Linked DNA regions of Mus musculus: region 2 is linked to region 1. Evidence: chromatin loops called from intact Hi-C (ENCODE). Cell type or tissue: left cerebral cortex. All regions are shown on one strand. Each heading gives the region's core, and the rest is flanking DNA. Links, peaks and the distances in the headings are about the cores only.

Region 1 (8,097 bases), core at 2,736-5,235:
GCTAACTTTTGCCCCATCCCTGGGAATCATGCTCTCCTTTTCTTTCTTTCTTTCTTTCTTTCTTTCTTTCTTTCTTTCTTTCTTTCTTTCTTTCTTTCTTTCTTCCTTCCTTCCTTCCTTCCTTCCTTCCTTCCTTCCTTTCTTTTTCTTTCTTTCTTTCTTTCTTTCTTTCTTTCTTTCTTTCTTTCTTTCTTTCTTTCTTTCTTTCTTGTTATTATTTTTATTTGTTTACAGTCCAGTCTTTACCCACTCCTTGTCTGCCTTCCCACTGTTCCTCATCCCATTTCCCCCTCCACCCCACTTTCTTAAATGATGATTTCTTAAATCTCTTTCCAAATGAAAGAGATCCACTCAGCCTCAGGAACCTCATGCCTCAGAAAACGATGCTGTTCTTCTTAATGCTTTAGTGTCTCTGTGCAAGAGCTGGATTTGTTAATACACAGAAGATAAATAAGGTTAGATGGTAAAAGAGAAGACGTCTTAACTCCAAATTTTTCTCACTATGCTTCCTTTCCATACCAGCTTTCTGCTCCAAGTATCTTGAAGGGAAATGCTTACAGGGTGGAACACAATGACTGGAGAAAAGCACAAAAATCATCCTTACATCCTACTTTGTTCACAATTTCCCCACATAAAGAGCTCTGTGTGAGATATTATAGTTCTCATGGGAGTTTTCATTGTTAGCCTTTATATTAACAGTATTTAATATGCTACTAAACAGTGTTGTGGCTATAGGTAATAATTACATACTATATAATTTTAAAAGCTAAGGAAATGATTTTGAATTCTTCTATCATAAGGAAACAATAAATGCCTGGGTATATGAACATGTTTAGCCTATTTTAAACATTATGCTAGGGTATCAGAATATTAAAGTTACCACATTGATAGCACTTTTTAATATTTTGTATTATTTTTACTTTTTAATTTTTTCGAGACAGGGTTTCTCTGTGTAGCCCTGGCTGTCCTGGAACTCACTCTGTAAACCAGGCTGGCCTTGAACTCAGAAATCTGCTTGCCTCTGCTTCCCAAGTGCTGGGATTAAAGGCGTGCTCTACCACACCCAGCTTAAATTTTTATTTAAAAAATAAAAGCAATTAATAAGCAATATAAATAAGATAAACTTTCAAAAAATACTGAGGGAAGGTTAAAATAATAAAATCTTGGACTGCTGCAGCCAGGCTATGCTGAGGGATCCAGGATGGAGCTTCATCTGCCAGGCTGGAGAAAGAACCAAAGCAGGAGGCACATGGCAGTCATGAGGGAAGCTACAGAGTGCCTGTTGGTTGTGAAGGTATGGGCCACAATGTGGCCTGAGATGGCTATTCTTGTCAACTTGACTACTTGGGAACTAACTTAAATTCAAGTGCCTAGGTACACTTGGGAGGCACTTTTTTGTCTTAATTAAATGACTTGAAGTAACAAGACACACTTCTAATCCAAATCTTTGAGGTGAGAAGAGTGATGTTAAATCTGAGCCATGCCTTCTGCTTTGCCTGCTTGTTCTCACTCTTGCTGGCAAGTGCATACCTTTACTGGCATTAGAGTCTACTTTTGTGGGATTCCAATATATACTTAAGAGCAGCTGAGATATCCACACTTATGGATTTCTATTGAATTATTGGTCTTTCTGTTGCTAGACAGCCATCGTTGGTCTAGGTGAACCACAGCCTGAAAACCCTTCTAATAACTCACCAGATAGATAGGTAGGTAAATAGGTCAGTAGGTAAATATGTAGTAGTTACATACATACGTACATACATACATACATACATACATGTGATTGATAGATGGATATACCCATTCTAGACCTGTTCCTCTAGAGAACACTAATACTCCACAGAAACGTAACACCCAATTCCTCTCTCATTTCTTGGCATAAAAAGAAGACACCTGTGGCTGTAGCACTGGTGATACAATTTCTGCCATAATGCCTTTTTCCAGTTTAATGTCTTTCTTCTGTTTACTCAAGATATCCTATAGAAAACATCACTTCACATTTCTTGACACCAAACAAACTTAGTATATACTCTAAAACTAGATTACTGTAATGTCTTTGTATATATTTATAATACATCTACTAAAAGTTATAAAAATAATAATTTTATATTAATGAAAATAAATGTATTTGATAAAAATTTATATTTTCATTGTTTGTTTTTTGAAATTATACTGGTGTTTGCATTCTACTCTAATTTTTTGCTTTAAATTCTTACAGAAATTCTTATCAATAAGCATATGTTAAAAGTGAGATGATTCTACATTTAAAATATTGATTATACTAACAGATTTAATATTTGAATCACCCAGTCATCTTTAGGACTATGATAATACTACTTAATAAATTCTCATTGAATAAATAATAATTAGCTCACAAATTTTGATTTGCATGAGAATATCTAGATATGGGTGTCAGGACGCCAAATTTAGAATACCCTGAATCTTACCTGTGACAGTTAATCTACATTGTCAGCTTGGGATTTAGAGCCACCATGAACACATACCTCTGCGTGTGTCTGTAAGGATGTCCCCAGAAAGATTTCACTGAGGACCAACACTTAACATGAATAAGGACCATGTCATAAGTTGAGGCTTAAGACAGAACAAAAAAGAGAAAACCAAGCTGAGCACCAGCATCCCTCATGTTCTTGCTGAGCATGGGCACAATGTATCCAGACAGCTCATAGTCCCCAATGTGGCTGAATGCATTCTTTCATGAACTATGTAACAATATAGACCAGCACTCCCATAAATTGTTTTTTGTCTCAAATTAGGTCACAGTGATGGGAAAATTCACCAATTCACCAATCTTACCACTGTTTGGCCCTCTGAGTTACAGCCACCCTTATATGCATCTTCAAATTCTTGGTGACAAAAAGATATTTCAAGTTTTCCTGGATGCTTGGGGGCTAGGGGAGAGTGAGAAAATTCTTTGTATGCAGTATCTGGGTTCCACGGATGCAACCTGCTAGGCAATCAAAGCAAGTTTTGTTTTGTTTTGTTTTGTTTTGTTTTGTTTTGTTTTGTTTTAATGAAAGAGAGAGAAAGGCAGAGAAAAGAATATAAGGCTGGGTGGGTAGAGAGGTGGAAAAATTGGGAGGAGTTGAAGGAGACAGAAAAATCTTATCAAAATATATTATATAAAAACATTTTAAAAATAGTAATTCTCAAATTTTCTTCACTAATAATATATGCTGTTGGCAAGGACTTTAAACAATTGATTCAGATAACTCAGTTAAAACAAAAACAAATGGAAAAAAAAAAACAAGAGGTCATTTGTGCCTGTGAGTTACACACATCAAATGACAAATAAGAGCTCTGATAATCAACCAGTTATTGAGGAGAACTCAAAATCCAGCCTCCTCAGCACACAGCAAAGTCGCTGTATCGTAATTCACTTGCCTATTCCAAATAATTCTATAGCAATTGTAGAAAAATGTCTATTTTTGAATGCTAGCATGTATTGGGGATAATCCAGAATGACTAAGTCTTCGGGCATGTATTTTAGCTATTACAGCTGTTTGCAGTATGTATGTGCTACATCTATATTTGAAATCTCTGCTGTTGCATTCACCATCTGCCCAAAGATGGGTGAAAATTCCTATGTTTTTTGTTCATTGCTTATGAAACTGCACATAGCAATTTGCCAAACCTGTATCATTTTCTTCTGTCGCCCCTTTCAGCATCTAAGCAATATTGTAGAGATGTTAGAGAGAAAACTTTAAGGTTCCTAACACCACAGGCCTACGTTGGCTCTGAATGTATAGGATGTCTCCCTTTAATTTTGACTACCAAATCCTCACTAATTAATATTATTAGCTACTAACCTGGTTTTCCAGAAAACTGACTTTAACATGTAAGAATCCTCTAGAATACATTGGAGAAAAAAGCAGCATCCAAAGGCCCGGGCACACACCCCTTGTGGATGAACAGGGAGTTTCCTTGTAAAACTCCCTTATTTTTGTTCCTCTAGTACATCGACTTCAGGAAGGATATGACTTTAAGGGAAAACAATGAGGCTTAGCTAAAAGAAAATACAAAACTAGAAAGGAATGTAGATAACCCATGGTCAGCTGTCAAATATGGAAACAATAGGTTGAGGACCACAGTAGTAATAATAATCCACACTATCACCATGGAAGAGAGGCATAGCAGTCTTCCTTAGTCTTCACTAAATCTCATATTCAGTGGCCCTTTATGTGAAAACTATTTCCATTTAAAACTATTTCCATCTAAGGCATTGAGATGGTTCAGTGGACAAAAGCACATGCTACTATGCCTGCATACAATTTCCTAGCCCCACATGGTATAGAAGAAGAGAACTTATTCCTGAAAGCTGTCCACTAATTTCCACAAGTCTCTGGAACACCATACACCACACACATACACACACACACCAACAATAAACGTAATTTCAAAAATTTTAAATATCATCAAAATCACTTAAAATTTATAAAATTGGCAATTTAAAGGTTATGTCAGTAAACATTGTTAACTGTTATAAAAAGGTCACACTATGGAAGTTTACAAATAATTCTATACAATTTACAATTAATTCTACAATTTCATAATCATATAGATATATCACAGCAATTCATGATGTAAAGTTATATATATGGAATTTGACTTTAAACTGCTACTGTAAATGGTTAGGACTGAAACAAACACTACATGTTTCCCATGTGAAGCTATGTTCCACTAACAAAGGGGTCTCAGCAAATGAGCACAATTAAAACTTTTAAATATCAAATTTTGTATCACCTTTACATGTGCCTCTGTGAATCTGTTTGTGTATGGTCTGTAACAACTGAGCCACATCTCAGTTCTACCTGAATCTTCACATCAGATATCAAGGGCGGGATGCCTTGGACCAGCCAGGGATCCATTCTTCTGTTTATTAATGCCCCTTTATAAAACTATTCCCAAATTCAGTTTAATTTTACCCATAAATATTGGCTAAGCCTGTCTTGTAACTGAAGACACATACAGTACACTTCAACTTAATTTTGTAGGCGGACAAGACCCTTCATAACTGAGTAAGTATTATAATCAGACAGTTAAAGCTTCCACCTAGCCTGCAGTCAGAGATATAATTACACCCTGCAGTCAACAGAAACTGAACCACAGGCATATTTTCCTTCTTAGCCAATTTTGTAATAGTAAAAGGGTTTGTTTGACAATGAGTTTACTGAAAGGAGACTATATATGTGTATCATATATATATGATTTTGTTTTCATTTTAAAGGTCAAGAAATGTTTGCCCTTTTAAAATATACATTTCCTTATAACCAGGTTCTCTTTATGAATTTTGGCTGTAAGTTTATTGAAGATTTGACCATTAAAGAAGAGAGTTAAAATAAGTTAAAGGCAAGCACAATTTGCATCAGGCAAGAATAATAAAGAGTTTGATTTCATCACATAGAGTCTACATGGGGCTTGATGGATGACAAGGATTTTAAGACCCTAAGGTAACTCGGGACTTGTTACAGGTTTTGAAATCACTTAGCATCTGATACAACGTGTGTAACACAACACCCTATTGAAAATGCTTCTGAATTCTCTGGTGAGCCAAGTGCTGTAAACTACAAACACATGAAGAAGATAGCCTACTACACAAAGCAGACACTGCTAAGTGGGGTCAAATAGACTGTTTTGAAAAGAATGAATGGCAACTTTCAGGATGGGTTGAACACAGGAATTGCATCTGAACATAACTGTAGAACTTAAGTGGATCTCAGTAAAATAGACCTCAGACAAGTTTATTTGGGAATTTACTTAACTTATTATTTTTTCTGTCTGCAAGTTTCTAATTATCATCACTAACTATTTGGCATCACTTGGTGTTGACAGAATCACAGTTACCATTTTAGCTAAGGCATTGTACTATCAGTAGAAGAACTAAGTTGAGAGCAAGGAGAGCCTCCGGATCTCTGATGGTTGTTATAAACTCATGCTCTTTGGGGGATGCTCTCTTTTAAGCTGTATGCCAACTATACATCAGAGGCAAATCCCATCCCATCACTTGCTGCCCAGAACCTGTCAAGACACTGCCATAGCTTGGATAAAATTCCAATCCTCTGGACAAGGCTTAATAGACCAGTGATGAAATAGCAGCTGTCTCCCTCTCTACCCTCTTTTCTTACCTCACCCAGTTTAGGACAGAAATAAAGACTCTCTCCCTCTCTGTCTCTGTCTCTGTCTCTCTGTCTCTCTGTCTCTCTGTCCCTCTGTCTCTCTCTGTCTCTCTCTGTCTCTCTGTCTCTGTCTCTCTTTCTCTCTGTCCCTCTCTGTCTCTGTCTCTTTGTCTCTGTCTCTCTGTCTCTGTCTCTCTGTCTGTCTCTGTCTCTGTCTCTCTGTCTCTCTCTGTCTCTCTGTCTCTCTCTGTCTCTCTCTCTTTGTCTCTCTGTCTCTCTCTCTCTGTCTCTCTCTCTCTCTCTCTCTCTCTCTCTCTCTCTCTCGTGTATGGGAGTCAAGATCTGATCTACCACAACTTTCAACACAAAGAACTTTTATATATTTGAATGAACACTTTTCGTTTCATCTCTTCCTCCCGTAAAGTAAGATTTCCGGTGACTGGTATGGGAATTAAATGTGATAACACATATAGAGTCCGGAAAATATTACCTGATAACAACTCAACAACAAAAACAAAAATGGCATTTTATAGATGCTAGCTATTATTGTTTTGCTGCTTTGTTAGTCTAGAGGGTAATCAGGAGGATTGGTTGACTGGGCAAGTCCAGTGCTTTGTTCGTGATATCTGAAGTTGTATGGAGACTGACAAACTTGAATTTGAATGTAGTTTGTGTCTGTGTGTGTGTATCGTGAGTTCATATACAGGAAAAAAATAAATGTTCAACATTTAACCTTGTTTTGAGGATCGTTTAATGGTCTACATTTTGTGAAACTCCAAGCATGTCAAAGAAATTCGAAGATGGTCTAACAGCCAAATCTTAATGATGCGCCGTGTCTTCATCTTAGAATATATGGAAGCACAGACTTCAGAAGCCCTATGAAATTGTTTCTATGCACATAGCTTAGAATATGGGTCAGCAGGTACAACCACTATTCCTGTGTGGATTGTTAGACTCCTTTGTTTCCACTGACTGGCTTCACCATCTCATTGGCTGAAGCTCTTTGCCTGAATGCATCTGCTGTGCATTTGCTGCATTTGTTACATTTCATATGTGCATATCAACTTCCCCTCTCAGATCTATGGAGTCCATAACTCAATCTGCTCAAACATAAGTATTAACTCAGTGCTGGAAGGACTATCCGGACCTGACATTGCTGTACCTGAAGGGTTCTTGGAGCATTCATTTATCTTCCAAGGTTTCCAGAAGGGCTTTAGAACTTTGAACCCCTCCAGCCTACTGACTCCTCTCTTCTCAGCACATTGTTGGACACCCCAAAGACTCCTGACCTCCCTTGCTTCTTCACTCCTCCCTTTTGACTAATATCTAGGTACCACCATGATGGGAATGTGGCACTGTCTTTCTTCCTTCCTTCCTTCTGCAGTCTTTCCCTAGATGTTTTCAGAAGATCCCATGATGTTAATCATGCTGATGACTTCCAAACCTGCAATTTGGTTGCTGGCTGGAGATATCACAGGTGTCCCATTTGCAAAGTGAACTCTTGATGACACTTGCCCCATTCTCATGTAAGTCCCAGTTTATGAAAAGGGAAAATAATACTTTTGTTTAGTTTTTCTTTCCAGGGGCCTGTAAGCAGATCTTTCAAATCTTCCACATCTTACTGCTGCGGCTTCAATTGCTTCCTCATACCTGCAGCTACACAGCTAGAGCATTTGTCTGATCTGACTTTTTTCTCTGTCTTTATTTCTACAATCACATTTGACTAAGACAAAATCAGGACTCACTAGAACCAATTTGATGGCCTCTTATAACAGCTTGCCTTTGAGCTGCTTTTATCCACTGTTCACTAGACAAGGGCTGATCTTCTGAAAGGGAGACTGAATCATGTCCCTATCAAGATTTAAATGTCTCAAACCCTTCTTAGCTCACCTAGGAAATAAGCTTTAAAAGCCCTGCCTTGTACTAAAGTGGCTACAATGGTCAAACACATCAAAGCTCTGCA
Region 2 (8,097 bases), core at 3,583-6,082, 160 kb after region 1:
TGATCCATTACTATCTCCTTGTACTAAGGTCAAATCTAAGTGGATTAAGGAACTCCACATAAAACCAGAGACACTGAAACTTATAGAGGAGAATGTAGGGAAAAGCCTCGAAGATATGGGTACAGGGGAAAAATTCCTGAATAGAACAACACTAATTATTCTTAAAGGTCACTTCTTTTCTCAAATAATCAAGAAGAAAAAGAGGTAAGAGAGTACTCAAAAGGCATTTTGTGTACAAGTAGTTAAATGCAGGTCACACAGCCACATGCAAACAGCTAATTAACCAAGAATAGTGTCTTGCTGGGAGAATAGATTCTAAAGTCAGCAAGTAATGTAAAAATTGAGTAGTATCAGACTGTATTTTTAAAGCCTCACAAGAAACAGTGCCACAAGAAGCACCAGGGGACCCATTCCAGTGGTGAGAACAACATCTTTCTTCGTCTTTCTCTACATTTGGAAACTCTGCAGGTGGATTACAGTGGGCTTAAATGAGTACAATGCAATGTGTCATCGAGTCCTCTTAAATAGAATAAAATTAGTACTCAGAAAGCACTGGGAGACACTGACAAGGAAAACCAAAAGGAAAATGGGTGGGTTAGAATATGTGTGTGTAGAGGAACTGGATTTGAGGTAATACATGAAGGATGGAGTCACAATGATGATAATAGGACACATCAATGTGAAGGAACAATAATAGAAGAAGCAGCACCACCATCTCCAAAATGTCTGTGCCTGGGACATCAGATCCACAGAAAGATGCAGGTCAAAGCACTTGAGAGGTTATCTCAGTAGGTTGGATCCTCATTCTCAAATCAGTGCCCAGCAAGCTGGGAGTCAGAATAAAAGACAGCACCTTGGAAAGGGACAAGATCTTCAGCTGAGACATCTGACCCTGAGGCCTGAGGACGGACTCCATCTTGGAAGATGGATTTTGTTTTTCATGCACATCCTTTGGCGCTGGAATGTTTGGGAGGAAGTAGGGCAAGAAAGATGTGGTGATGAAATTATTGTATGTGTGTAACTATAATTTTAAAAGTTGCATCTTTGTACACATTTTATCTGCTCAGTGCCCAGGTCTAGAGTTATCTGCTCAGGGGAACCCATGAGCACTGCAGTGTTGAAAGCAGTCACAGACACAGACACAGACACAGAGCCCATACACAATTGCTGCTGGTATTGTTGAACTGCCACAAGTTTTGCAAACTGAAACATGTTTTAATATTTTTTTTCACCAAGAATTTCTGTATAGAAGAGAAAACAAAGGTTGAGAGGCCTGAATAACATTTAAAAAAAGAAAAAACTCCAATAGTTCAATGACCAATGCCTTGGGAATGAGAAAGAAAAGCATGATAGTTTTGGTTTGGTTTTTGGTTTTGGTTTTTTGGTCTTTTGTTTTGTTTTTCAAAACAGGATTTCTCTGTGTGTCTCTAGGTATCCTGGAATTTGCTCTGTAGACCAGGTTGGCCTCAGACTCAGACATCTGCCTGTCTCTGCCTCCTGAGTGCTGGGATAACAGCCACCACCTGGCTGAAAACCTAATTTTTTAACATCAGATAAAATAATGTTACCAAAAGTTGGTGCTCTTGTGACCACTACAGTGGCCAATGTTTGATACTTTGCAACACAAGCATCCTAAGACAGATTACCATAGAGCTTGAATAACAAAAGAAACTGCTAATGTCAACATTGTTCAGACATGTTCTATATGCAAGACAACATACTGTTATATGGTGTTTGTTTTAAAAGCCAGTACATCTGGCCTCAAACCTGAGCTCTGGTATGCATTTGCTACTTAACCCAAGACAAGATCCTGAGCATCTCCAAGTTTCAGATCTCCTAGAAAATAAGAGATGTGCCTTCATCAATATTTCCTTCAATAAGCATAAATGTTAGTAGCTCAGAGTCATTTAAATCAACCCAAATATTAGTAGTGAGAAACTCTACAACCATTGTGAAACCTGCTCAAACATGCACCATCTGCATGGAAGAAAAATATGTGAAAGCCAATGGTTTTGAGATCAAATATTCATGGAAGTATCTTTACATCTAAAAGCTGACTCAGCTGCTTTTGCTTATGTGGTTCTTGCTTCCCAGTGATGCCCTTCTCTTGCCTTCAGCCAGTTTCCCACATCTGTAAGCTGAAAACACAATCTCGTACCAAGTCCTCTTCTCAATTTTCATACTCTCCTGCTGAACCAAAGCCAGTTCAGTATAATGTGTGTGTCTATATCCTGTTCATGCCATGGGCTACTGCTTCTCTTTCCTATACACAGTATTCCCTAGCCAGATGCCTTGGATTGGCTGAATCCCTACAAGATTTTATTTTCATTTCTGCCACCTCAAGTTTTGTCTCCCAAAGATATCTTTCCTTTACGAGCACTGTTAGGATCAAAGAGAAAGTGCAGCCAGCACGTAACAGGCCATGGACAAATGGTAAGGATTAATATCAGATTCAAACCTTGACAGTCATTACAACCCTACTTACAGAGGTCAAACTCTTCTGTTTGATTCTAGCTTCTTTGTTCATAAGTTACACAAAGCTACTTTGAAGGACTGTTATATGGGTTAAATAATAAGATCTAGGATATATGCACACTATGCCCTCATTATGAAACACTCTGACATTACTCAATAACCTCCTATTTTTAGATCATAAAAAGCATGACACATAAAATTCTAAAAGGCACAAATACAAAATGAAAACTAGTGGGAATATAAGCTTTGGAAACCATTTGAGACAAAGCCACAGCTCTCTCAGCTCTGGATCCTTGGTCATACTATTCATCTTCTATGTGGTTCAAAACATTCAAGAATAAGTTAAAATATGCCTATGGTATGACCCAGAGCACTTAGCAAATGCTCAATAAGTGTTATCCAGTATTAATTTGGCAAGACACCATTAGAGATCAGACCATGACAAACTCAATCAGCCCTGTGCATGAAAGGTTGAGTATGCTCTTCTTAGATGTTATTGATGAAATCAATATTAGTTTTGATGTTTGGGGCTCATCAACCTTCATAATTTGGGCCCCAATAATTTCTGTATTTACTTCTTAGGAGTATATAAACAAAGCCCCACAAATGCAGATGGTTTATAAAAACAAATTTGTCTTCCCAAAGTTTTGGAGGCAAGGCATTCAAAATCAAGATGTCAGCAAGGCCACAGTTGCTGTCAAGGATCCCGGGAAGATTCCACTGGTGCAAATATTCTTAACTTGGGGCTTGAACGACCTGTCACAGAGGTTGCATATTAGATATCCTGCATATCATGTATTTGCATTATGATTCGTAACAGTAGCAAAATGACAGCCGTGAAATAACAACGAAAATAATTTTATGGTGGGGGGTCACCACAACATGAGGAACTGTATTAAAGGGTCACAGTATCAGAAAAGTTGAGAACTGATCTAGTGCTTGCTTATTATTCATTGTCTTACATGGGAGCGTCTCTACCTCTGACTCCCCAAGGCATTGTCCTCATGTCTTACATGATTGTCATCTTCCTTGTGTCCTTGACTGAGCCTTCTCTCTTCATGGCATAACACTGGCCATTGAATTAAGTCTAACCACAATGACGCAAAAGTCAATCATATTTCAAGTGCTGAGGGAAGACACTCAGATGTTAGAGCATGAACCTTATGATTCTTAGCAGGAACTATTTCAACCACTGTGATGGCTACTTCCCATTATCAACTTAACTGATTTGAAATCACCTGGCAAACCAATCCCAGGGTGCGTGTGTGATGGAGTTTGCAATGTGGGCGGCATCAGTTTGAGCTTCTAGACTGAAAAAAAGATAAATTTGAGCTGGGCACCAACATTCCTTTATCTTTCTGTCTCTCTTTGTCTCTGTCTCTCTTTGTCTCTCTCTCTGTGTCTCTCTCTGTCTCTCTGTGTCTTTCTGTCTCTCTGCGTCTCTGTGTCTTTCTCTCTCTCTCTCTCTCTCTCTCTCTCTCTCTCTCTCTCTCTCTCTGTCTCTCTCTCTCTCTCTCTCTCTCTGCATTCTGCCTACAATTACAGTGTAGGGAGCTGATTCAATCACAACACCATACCATCCCGTCCCTAGTGTAGACAATATCCCTCCTTAGATCACGAAACAAAGTAAACTCTCATTTAAATGGTTCTTGTCAGATTTGAGCACAATAAGGGAAGTAACTAATACAATTGCCATCCCTTGAAAGTTCTTGTGCGCCATATGGAAACAAAAGCTAATCCTCCTACCAAGAGCTGACACAGAGGAACTGCTTTTGGAATCCTACTCTAGTCAGCCAAAGCAGCTTTCTTTATGTTAAAAAGGAAAAAATAGATTTGAAAAAGTTTTCCTTTCAAAAAACAATATAACTTTAAAGCAAACAAATCTGCTAAGTAGCTATACAAAGTCAAGAGTTGATACAGAGAAGACAACTTAAATTGAAATTATGTGTGTGTGTGTGTGTGTGTGTTTTACATACTCTCATTGCCCACTCAGACACACACCTGCACACATATGCACACACTATATGCCTCTGTGTCCTGGAAAAGATGGAAATTGCCTGAAATCAAGCAGAACAGATGGCTGAGTGGGCCTTGTGAATCTCATCTATTACACAAAGTTTAGAAGTCATTGCTTCTTAAGAAAGAGTTGTAAGTTCCTTTCTAAATTTACATGCTGCCCTGTATACTTCCAGGAAGCTTAAAATATTCATTTTTAGGATCACTGAAGGTTAGAACTCTGAAGAAATCTCAAAATCCAAATAAAACAGTGCAAAATCTTATGTTCACGGCTCTCTTTCTAACAAACCAGAAGCTGGCTGGTTTCCTAATGTATCTGGATGCTGATGTGCCTTGCAGTACTCTCTAGTTATGTTTCTGGATAAGTTTGGGAAATGTTGAAAAAGATATGGTACTCACTAGAAGCATGCTGTCCTTACAGAGAAGTTTTGTTCTTTAAAACAACAGTTCCTTTGTAAACCTTCCAACTGTGTAAATGCAAACAGCTGTTATTCTTAACAAAGAGAACTGCCCTGCATGTGTTGGAAGGGCTGCCATACTTGCAGCATGGTGACATGACCAGAGTCACATCCTCTGATGCAGCTTCTCATCCTACATACAAGCATGAGAGGACTTTTCCAGGAAAACTATTTTGCAAGGGCATCTGACTGACATGATATCACTTTTCTAAAATGATTCCCTAGCCCATATCACCCAGCCAGATGTCTCATTCCTGGGATATTTATTGAACAGGAGGTTGGCATTCCTATCCACCCTTCATGGTCTAGCTTCTACTTTCTCCTGGAGGTTTCCAAGAACACTATTAGCACTCACAATGATGTTTCTATTCTACACATGAGATTTTTTGTCTCTCAAACTCTTAATTATTCCTTCATAAATAGCTACATTTTCCCAGTCATAAGATACAACTAGGAGATATGTTTTAGGGTTGATATTTACAGTCTGTCATTGTACCTATACAAGGCATAAGCAAAGTCTGTATTCACTGTACTGTGAGAATGAGTTTAATGTCACACATTAGATGTTAGCACTTCATTACAGACTCTAGGAAATGTGTCTAAGACCTAATTTCCCTCTCAAGTATCATCTGCTGAAAAAAAAAAATGGAAGACTCAAGTGCATAGACAAGTAAAATGATGATAAAGACAAGAAGATAAAAACAACTTAGAAAGATAAGAAGATACAAACAGACAACTTACAAAACAGGAAGCCAGCTTTTGGAATTAGCTGTGAAAAGTGTATAATTGTCTTGTAGCTGTAAGAAATTATTTGACAAGAGCAACTTCAAAGAGAAAATTGTTGGCTTAGTTTGATAGTACAGTCCGTCGCACTGTGCTGTGGGAAAGGCATGGTGGTTGGAACTGCAGGGAGCAGGTCAAGGAAGGAAGATGACAGAGAGATGAAGACTGCTACTCAGGTCTCTTTCTTCTCCCTTTCTTTTTCATTTAGTCAAGAATCTAGAAAATGGCACAGTGTTATCAATACTGAAATTTACCTTCCTAGATAGAGCCTCAATGATACTCCCAGGGTTTTGTCTCCTACATAATTCCAAATTTAGTCAATGGCATTAACCATCATTAAAAGAAATTGGAATTGCAACAGGCAGAGTTCCATATGTTGGCATACATCTGTAGTATCAGAACTCTGGAGGCTGAGACAAAAGAATTTCAGTGAGTTTGAAAGAAATGGCCTACACAGAAAGAACTCCTTTCAAAATTCAAGTAAAGAAAAGAATGGAGGGAGGGGGAAAGCAGAAAGACAAATGTCTATCGGGCTTTAAAAGGTATTTAGAGAAGCAAAGACCAGGCTGCGCATCAGACCCATGGGAGAACACCATTTTCCTCATGGGCACCGAGCTCTGAGAAGTAACAGGCAGAAGATGGTGAAGATGGAGCTGATTAAGGTGGCTACTGGTTTAAGGACCATCCTGCCTAATAGAGAATGTACAGAAATCTAAACCCTAATTCCCTTCACTCTAGCAAAGTAGTAGGGAATCAAGAAGAGATTTCAGTGTTGAGTAGTAAGACTGGGCTGTTAACCTGGGACTATATTGTGCCTTAAATCCTGGATTAATTGAAAAATGAAGACTGTATTAGCCAAAGTCAAGAGCTTGCATGGACATTTCTCAAAGCAACCATTCAGCACGAGGGTTCCCCGGCTTCCCCTTAAACATTAGTGAGTCTCACCTGGATTTTTCATTGTCATTTGCCAGAAGTATAGATTGGCTGTGGCTGAGCAGATCTGCTTCGAGGCACACACAAAGTCAAAGAGCTGATTTCTCATCCTGTATGACAATGACTCATTTCTAGGCTTTGATATATGCAGCTGAAAGAAATTCCTTCTCCACAAAGACAAACACATTGTTTTCATATGTTGTCCCACATTACCATATTCACCATGGTTCAAGTACACTTAGGGACGATGAAAGAGAAAAGGATTAAAAGTGTCTGATTTCCATGCATCATCTTTAATCTTGTAAACAAGAGCTGGAGTAAATGCTTGCCTTTATGATAAACACTCAAGTTTTTCATAGACATATTTATATCTCTAAAATGTGCTGTGACTGATCCTTCCCACTTTCATCATTGACAAAGGATGTGCCCTCAAGGCCCCGCCTTCCTGAGGGTCCCATAAGTATTAATGGTTGCTGATGAAGGAATGTCATTTTCCTTAATGATGTAGCCATTGGGAGATCATGTGAAATGAAGACGTCCAGAGGAAAAGGAAGGGAAACTGGGAGTAAGTATGATTGCAAAGGATAAAACTGCTTAGTATATATGCAACAATGGATAGATAGATAGATAGATAGATAGATAGATAGATAGATAGATAGATAGATAGATAGATAGATAGATAGATTAGATATATACAGTATATATATGCAAAGTGAATATAATAACAAAGTATAAAACTGAGAAATTCACTTATAGCAATGGTAAGAAATCTTTTGGGAAGCCAGGCGTGGTGGCACACGCCATTAATCCAAGCACTCGGGAGGCAGAGGCAGGTGGATTTCTGAGTTCGAGGCCAGCCTGGTCTACAAAGTGAGTTCCAGGACAGCCAGAGCTAAACAGAGAAACCCTGTCTCAAAAAAGCAAACAAAAAAAAATCTTTTGGGGTCATAATATGCATTTTCTGACTAGTCAGCAGTGTTGGTTCTTGGGTGTTACTCTCTACCTGGTTTAGTCTAGTTCCACGTGTGTATTCAGATGTCCAGGACACTTGAGTTCCTGCCAATGTTTGCAATTCTGAGTCTCTGTATGCAGCCTAAACCCTTCGTTATTCTTACTGCTTTTTAGAGTATATGTCCTCCAAATGCCAAGTCACTGAGGCCCACATTCTATCATACTATGTATCTTATGAATGCCAAGTCACCAAGGCCCACTCTGTAATTGCTGAGATATAAGCTGTGGTTGCTCTCTGTGTCCTTTCTTCTCTTTTTAATCTGTAAGCCACATTTTCTTTCCGCCGCCAAGGAACAGATGTTGAGCTCCTAATAAGAAAAAAAAAAAAAAAAAAAAAAAGCATGAATCCCACAGGAATATGCTATCTCCTGCATCTAAAAGCAATATGAGAACAAAGTTCCTAATATTTGACTAAATTTTG

Evidence for each region. Hi-C counts contacts between places; a loop is a spot of excess contacts. Peaks named below come from ENCODE experiments on the same cell type or tissue, not always from the same donor. Only the 100,000 strongest peaks of a DNase experiment are listed, where the experiment ranks them.
Region 2: it touches region 1 in a loop (15-fold over the local background); 2 of 42 quality-filtered maps call a loop at or near these places.

The regions. Positions count from the first base shown.
Region 1 is chr3:42,282,112-42,290,208 of GRCm38, reverse strand. No RefSeq gene overlaps it. Among named protein-coding and RNA genes, the nearest start is that of D3Ertd751e, 540 kb to the right of the region's middle. In left cerebral cortex, for the core only: a CTCF peak has its summit at 3,938; DNase peaks (open chromatin) are centred at 3,552 and 3,909; H3K27ac peaks cover 1,322 bases.
Region 2 is chr3:42,126,480-42,134,576 of GRCm38, reverse strand. No RefSeq gene overlaps it. Among named protein-coding and RNA genes, the nearest start is that of D3Ertd751e, 390 kb to the right of the region's middle. In left cerebral cortex, for the core only: no CTCF peak of the experiment used is centred there; DNase peaks (open chromatin) are centred at 4,205 and 4,558; H3K27ac peaks cover 1,989 bases.